Regions from separate parts of the Homo sapiens genome. Here all the other regions are linked to region 1. Evidence: chromatin loops called from intact Hi-C (ENCODE). Cell type or tissue: mammary epithelial cell. All regions are shown on one strand.

The links. Peaks named below come from ENCODE experiments on the same cell type or tissue, not always from the same donor. Only the 100,000 strongest peaks of a DNase experiment are listed, where the experiment ranks them.
Region 2: it touches region 1 in a loop (6-fold over the local background); 51 of 110 quality-filtered maps call a loop at or near these places.
Region 3: a loop joins it to region 1, with 17 times the contacts of the local background. A loop is called at or near these places in 23 of 110 quality-filtered maps.

What each region holds. Positions count from the first base shown.
Region 1 is chr17:72,117,766-72,120,265 of GRCh38, reverse strand. It overlaps a transcript of SOX9-AS1 not described here. Among named protein-coding and RNA genes, the nearest start is that of SOX9, 2.0 kb to the left of the region's middle. RefSeq lists enhancers at 83-583, 1,949-2,500. In mammary epithelial cell, a CTCF peak has its summit at 1,482; DNase peaks (open chromatin) are centred at 235, 1,545, 2,225 and 2,425; H3K4me3 peaks cover 2,276 bases; H3K27ac peaks cover 2,338 bases.
Region 2 is chr17:72,539,143-72,541,642 of GRCh38, reverse strand. All of the region lies in intron 1 of LINC00673 (long intergenic non-protein coding RNA 673), which reads left to right. Among named protein-coding and RNA genes, the nearest start is that of LINC00673, 52 kb to the left of the region's middle. RefSeq lists a silencer at 1,041-1,290. In mammary epithelial cell, a CTCF peak has its summit at 1,119 (motif pointing right); a DNase peak (open chromatin) is centred at 1,152; H3K4me3 peaks cover 146 bases; H3K27ac peaks cover 902 bases.
Region 3 is chr17:70,635,471-70,637,970 of GRCh38, reverse strand. No RefSeq gene overlaps it. Among named protein-coding and RNA genes, the nearest start is that of KCNJ2, 470 kb to the right of the region's middle. In mammary epithelial cell, a CTCF peak has its summit at 1,250 (motif pointing left); no DNase peak of the experiment used is centred here.

The DNA of each region.
Region 1 (2,500 bases):
ACCTTGAGCTCTGACAAGTCATTCTCCAGCCCCCTCTACCCGCGACCCTGCCGACGCTCCTCAGTAACAGGGCTACTGCTCTGACGTTTTGGTCTTTGCCTCCTGGCCGGGTCAAAAACGTCAGCCGAGTCGCCCTGTCTGGGGGAGAGTTTGCTAACTGCTCTGGCTTTGAGAGATAGAAGTTTGCCAATGCGGCTGTCCCGGGCCGCGAGGCCCAGGCCGGTCACTTGGTTTGTAAAAGACCAAACAAATGGGCACCACCGCAGACAAAACGCTCCACTCTGGCGGAGTCATGCTGCTTGCCTGCTTTTGCTGGCATTTACGAAACACCTGAAGGGGTGAAGCGCCGGTGCTTCTGACTCTAGTCCGGTCGGTTCAGACCTGCATGTAGTTGGGAGTTCTGGGGGAGGCATTGGTGGTGTCTCTCATGTATTTCAAGTGTGATTTGAGCACAACCTTTGTGTTTACACGAAATGCTTAGAGCCAGGTTGGGTAAGTGCGGAGCTATCTGCTCTGGGATAGAAGAAAAGTCTTGGTCGCTTGCGGGTTCTGTGCTTTCAGAATCCCAAATAAACGCACAGCATTGGGAAACTCTTAATTTTAAACTCCCCCCCCCCCCCCACCCTTTTGGGCTCTTGCAAAAATTCGCCTCAATTAAATTATTGTTGTGGTGAATCGGCCCACATCATAATAAAAACTAGTTTTTTTTTCCCTTTCTAATTTGCGAAGTGAGGACACTATCACAAGATCCAAATCAATGTCCTTCCGGGAGAATTTCTTAAAATCTTGTTTTCTCTCGTTGTCTTCGGAAGAAGCCCGACATTTCTTATAGGAAATGGAACTCTTCATAAGGTAGTAAGTTACAGCCTTGTTCAACAGCATTTTTTTTTTAACGAATGTAACTTCTTCAAATGGGATGTTTCTGGTGCCCTATAGCTCGTTTACAAATTTAAGAGATTTGCATACAATAGCTTCGTATCCAGGGCTCTGTGATTACTTTCAGAAAGTGTAAGAACAGCATCGTCCTTTCCTAGGAGAAAAAAGTCCGCGTAGTGTGGACCTATTTCTGTGTCCCGGGTAGAAGGGCATTGTGTGTACAGTATAACTGTGTAATTCTCAGACACCTGATTCAGGAGACTCGGAGACCATCGGGCAGACATTTTAGCCAGGTCGTCTGTACTTAGTTGTATGATATTGTAATTACCATGTTTGCTGGAATAAAGTCAGTGAAGAGGGCTATGACTTTAAGATATTTTGGAATATTTCACTAAATATATGTCAAGATATATACGTATATGTATAAATATACTTTTAATGCAATTATGCAATAAGATACTAATATGTAGAGTTTTACATCATAAACGACGGGGATTTATACATTTCCCGTTGATTTGATGCAAGCATTTTTGAATTTTACATCTTCCTGAAAACTTATGAACAGGCGACTTAAAAATGGACTGCAGTTTTCATCTGTATCCAGAGGGGGCGCCAAAAGCCCAGAAACTGTTTCCAACTCCGAGAACCAGGGAAAACTTGGATGGTGGTGGCTGGGGGTGGTGTGTTCCAGTCAATCTGGACTGCTTTGCTGCTGAGATTTATATTTGCAGGAATTCCTACGCGATATTCCCTCCTGTGCGGATCCACCTCTGCGCAGCTCAGTGAGGGAACTTGTGTCTGTAGAGATCCGGGTGAAAAAAGAGCACTTGAGATGCCAGCCGTTCTATTCTGCGCAGAATTTGGGGACTGAGGCCAGGAGAAGGCCCCTATCCCCCAGGTGCCAAGCGTTGCCACCGTCAGGCCAAGTCTAGCGCGTGGCATTGTCAGCTCGCGAGTGGATCGGTCCTGCATTTCTGCAGGGGCCTCCTGGTGTCCACTCCCCTTTCCCCATTCAGGGGCTCCATTCGCTTCGTTGTGTCTTTCTCAGGTCGCCCCGACCCCTCCTCCCTGACCTGGGAAGACGCGCGCAGTCCCCGACCAGAGGACCTCAGACACAGGTAGAAGGAAAGGAACCCGCTCCTGATGTTCAGGTTACAGATCTGGAAACTAAGGCTGTTGACCCAGTGTTGGCTAGAGCATTTTGCCAGGGGCGAAAGGAGCCAGGGTCCTCCATCTGATGCGGTGAGGGAGGGAAAGGGCGCAGGTCACGAGGCAGGAGACGGAGGGCGCTTCTCCGTGTTCGGGACGTGCTTTCGGATACCCGCTCTTGAGCAAGCGCCGCGAGGTCTGCCGCCGGGAGCGGAGACACAGAGGTGCGAGTGGCTCCCCAGGGAAGCCCTCGGGAAACCGAGGTCTGGGATCTCCCCCTTTCCCCCTCTTGCACGTCCCGGACCGGCGCCGGGCTCAATTTCCCCAGCGGGGGCCGCCAATCTCTCCTCCGCGTCTACGCGGGAGCTGAGACCGGAGCCCAGAGTTGCTGGCGCAGGGCGAGTTTCTCGCAAACACTCAGTGCTCAGGATGGGGGTGAGGGATGCGAGCTGATGGGGTTCCTTTTACCTGGCGA
Region 2 (2,500 bases), 420 kb before region 1:
AAACGGGAACCAGCATGTTACATGGCAAGAGGGAAAGCAAGAGATGGGGGAAGGTACCAGGCCCTTTTAAACAATCACATCTCACATGAACTCTTTTCTTTCTTTCTTTTTTTTTTTTTTTTTTTGAGATGGAGTCTTGCTCTGTCACCCAGGCTAGAGTGCAGCGGCACAGTCTTGGCTCACTGCAACCTCTATCTCCCAAGTTCAACCAGTTCTCCTGCCTCAAGCCTCTCGAGTAGCTGGGACTACAGGTGCGTGCCACCGCGCCCAACTAATTTTTTTGTATTTTTAATAGAGATGGGGTTTCACCATGTTGGCCAGGCTGGTTTCGAACTTCTGACCTCCAGGGATCCACCTGACGTGGCCTCCCAAAGTACTGGGATTACAGGTGTGAGCCACCATGCCAAGCTCACATGAACTGTTCTAGTGAGAACTCACTCGTTACTGTGAAGATAGCACCAAACCATTCATGAGGAATCCACCCCCATGATCCGAACACCTCCCACTAGGCCCACCTCCAACACCGGAGATCACATTTCAGTATGAGATTTGGAGGGAACAAACAGCCAAACCATATCACGTGCTCTCTTCTTGAGTCACCCCATAATTTGTACCCAAAGACCAGGGGGCATATGGGATCACGTGCTGTTTCCAGGAGAGATGTGTTGTAGGTTTGTGGGCCTTGAAGGGCTGTGGGCAGTGATCCCGCCCAGATTCTCTAGACACATGTTCCAATGGTGTCCGCTCACAGACATGGACCCCAGATCTGCGCCATCCCCTGCAGGATGCCCCAGAGCAGCGAGATGCCCCCTTTGCTCTGGCGCCACTCTCTGAGAACCAAACCTTTTAAACTGTGAGCAAGTTGCTGGAGAAGAGAATGGGCCTGGGACTGCAAAAGTAACCTCTCTCCCGAAGGAGGAGACAGGATTCCCGAACATCCTCTGGGGCAGCCCTGGGTGGTGGAGTGCGCCTGGACAGCTGGTGTCCGTCTGCAGGCTCCTGCCTCAGGCCCTGGAGTGGCAGCTTGGCAGGTCCAGACCCTTCCCCAGGGACAGTTGCGGCTGGGAACCCTGGACCTCTTCCCTGGGCCTGAGCCGCTTCCCCGTGCGGCCGTTCGCCGAGTGGCCACTTGATGGCGCTGTGGCTCCACCGGGCGCGGGCGCGGGCGGAGCGGCGCGTCTGCTTCCAGCCGCCGGGCCGGTGCTGCCGCGGTCACCCCCGGCGCCTGGCTGTGCCCGGCGCGTCCGCCCTCCCGGCGCGCGGCTGGTGGGGCGCAGCCCTCGCGGCCGGTTCTGCCCGAAGCACAAAGCCACTGCTCAGAGCCAGCGCCTCCTGCTTGCAGCTCCCCAGTGAAAGAAGTTTGGGTCCTTGGTGGTGTTTTTCTCCCTGGCCTGGATGGTCCTGCAGAGGCCCCTTGCCACCTAATGACTTTATTCTTCTTAAAACATGTTTCTTTCTTTCTTTGCTTCTTGTTTTTGTTTTGATTTGTTTATTGGCCTGTACTCCGTTTCTGCCGTCTTACCAATAGCTCCTGACCAAGCCCGAGGCCTGCTAGAGAACTGTAGTTTAATTTAACCTCCACCGGCCAGGCTGGTCTGTTTCCTCTTTTCAAGCTTCCCTGCGGTTCTAACTTTGCTCCAGAAGATTCCTCCTGGAGCTTTTGCTTGGGAGAGAAAGGCGTTTGAACGCAGAGTTCAAGCGAGCTGGCCAAAATGGAATGCAAAAGAAGAAAATTTAAAAGAGAAAAGAAGGAGGCTTCTCAGAAATGAACTTTTCATCTGATTCCAAACATTCTGCAGTGCAGTTTTGTAAAAATACCAGAAAACACAAAGAAGCAAATAAAACACATCCATGATTTTGCGTCTAGAAATGGCTTTTGTATTTTAATATGTCTTTCCACGATTTATTGTCATTGCATAGATATACGTTCCCTTTCATCCCCCCGATTGGGTCAGTTTACTCATTTAGCTGGGTCGCCTGCTTTTTCATTGAACGCACTGGGAGCGTTTTTCCTTGGCAAGCTGGTTTCTGCAAGTTTCCCTCAAGTTTCCCTCAAACTCTTGAAGTTTTGCATGCAGGTCACTCCCAGGCAGGTTGCTGTGTGAGATAGCCTCACTGAAGCTGGGATTTGGACGTTTGGAAGAGGATGATTGAATTGTAGCTTCCAGGGAGGACAGAATTGTGAGCTCTTTTTGGAAGACCAGAGTTACCCATATTTGTTTAGCAAAGCGAGCAGGCCCACTTCAAGTCAGCGGTTCTCAAAGAGCCTGAGCAGGGTGCTGAATTCAGGCCTCTGAGCTTTGAGCGCCCCTCCCAGAACCCCTAGGCATCTGAATGTAGGTCGGAGGCTTCCCAGGCTGCCTGAAGTCTGGGGACTGAGAGGCGGGGCTCAGGGGTCACTGAATCAGCCCCTTCCTTGTCCCTCTGGAGGACCCCGGGATAAATGCAAAAGGCGTGTGTGTGTGTGTGTGTGTGTGTGGGTGTGGTGGGGGGATTCGGA
Region 3 (2,500 bases), 1.5 Mb after region 1:
GTGTCTGTGGTCATCAGTCAACATGGACAACATTACTCAAATGTTGTCTAAGTTTTAATTGCAGAGAATATGTGGACCAATAAGTAAAAACATGTAGACCCTATTCTTAGAAATAAGTAGGGTTGCCTGTTATTATAATCTCTTAGTAATAGAAGTTTTAGTTTTAGAATGATACTTTCTAAAATATTGATGGCAGGTGTTCTCTATTTAAAAGATTATTATGATTAATCCTTTTTTGGTCTAATTTCTCAGGCCTCAAAAGTCTTTTTAATTGAAAAGCAGGCAATGATGCACTTTACACAAGACACATCTCTAAAAACTTGTATAACTCAGAAAATGGAAAAAGGCAAATCATTATTTATTTCAGTAGCCTGTGAGCATCTTACAGAATGTGGTATGTGAAAATAACAGATCAAACTGTGACTGAATCAATAGATTTCACCTTATATTAAATTGTGTCTAATATAATATTTTTGAAAAAATTCTGGTTCTTCTCATACCTGTATCAATCTTTATTGAAAGAGTTTATACAGAGAGTTGAGAATGTGATTGACATAAAATTAGACATAACAAATGCCTGATTATTCAAAGTAAGGAAAGAAACTGATGGATTAGAAACTACAAAGCAAGCCTCGTTTTTGGATAGAAAGACACTGCAGTTCCATTTTTATTTTTATAATTTGCCTTCCTAATTAGATATTGCACTGGGTGACACTAGAAAGTGCTTTCATTTCCTGAATGGTAGAAAGTGTCATCAAGATGGTAGCAGGGAGAATGCAGATTGGGCCATTAAATGGTAGCATTTAGTCTAAATGGTTCTCCTGTACTTTGAATATCACCCATACTGAAAGCACTGACAGCATCATACTGATCAGTTTAGCTTTCCATGCCTTGGTAGTTTCAGACATTGCATGCTACACTTATGTCTGGGCTAAGATAAATGTCCGTTAAGTCTCCAGATGTTGCTACCTGTTCAACTTTTATCCATGTGCACTTATATCCATGTCTGGAAATGTTTAAATAAATGGTAAAATTTTTTTTCACTTTATTTCTGGATATCTCAGTATCCTGGAGTCCTGTCCACAGCCAATTTATATCTTTCTTGATTTTCATCATAATACTGGGAATTCTTCCTCTTACTGTGTATAATAACATCATATCATAACATTAAAAACTGTTTGTTTTCCAAGGGTAGTTTTTAAACCTCCCAATGAAGAACTGATTTTAACTGATGTGCTGATACTTCCACCTGGTGGCTGAAGTGGAGAATACACTCTTCTCATATTGAAAACTAAAGAAAATTATTCATTGGTGCTCTATAATTCAGTGACTTGAGCATTTTCCATGTGCTACCCGCAGTAAACAAAACAAGATGAGTAAAAGTCTCATTTTTGATGTAATAATAATATAATTAATTTAGAAATCACTTCAGTATACTTACTGAAAAATATATTTATATTTAGTTTTTAATAAGCGTTTTATTTTTAGAATAATTTTATATTTACAGGAAAGTTGCAGAAATAAAACAGAGTTCACGTATAAGTATAATCCAGCTTCCACTTATGCTAATAGCTTACATGACTGTGGAACATTTGTCAAAGCTAAGAACTTGACTTTGGTTACATTACTATTAAATATTTCTATTGACTACTTTCAGACCTCATTTGTATTTCACCAGTTTTTCCACCAGTTTTCCACTTTTCTGTTCCAGGATCCAGTCCAAGTTAGCACATTGCACTTTCTATGATGTCTTCTTAATCTCTTCTGGTTCATTTGTTTCAGTGTGTCAGATTTTCATACCTTTCCACAATGATTATTTTGATAGTAATAGAACAATAACATGATCAACAAGAAAGTGAATACGCTATGTGTAGGTATGAGACAATCATTATATTCTTATGTGCCGACTTTCAAGGTTTGAAAGATTTTAAGAATATTGGGGAAATGACAATGTTTGAGAATATAGACTAAAACTATGCTGAGTTCATTTAAAACTATAAATCTAGGAACAAAATCGTCTTTGTTTCTTTCTGGTTGACCTTTGGGCATCTCTAACATGGTGCTGTCATTCAACGGCTTGAATGAGTCAAGCGCTAAGTGACCAAACTGCTACTTAAAGAAAAAGGTGAATGGGAGGAAGAAGGAAACAAGTATTACATATAAGGAGATTAAAAGACAGAATGACATGTTAAAATATATATATCAACATCATTTCAGTGTCCAAATGTAGGCCTGTATTTAGGGAGACTCAATCTCTTTAGTCCCCAGTGACTTATACCTTTCCAAGTATTCAGAGTCTACACCATTTGTCTGGCAAATTATGATTTCTCACCTAGTGAGAATACATTGTTACTTTTATATTTAACTCACAAAAACTAAGTTGTCCAACCCACCCTTTTGTAATTACTTGTAAATAAGAATAACGCCTCTTAATTTTACCCTGTTATATGCTTAGCATAAATATACACAGAAAGACAAAATTATTTATTTCACTCATTCA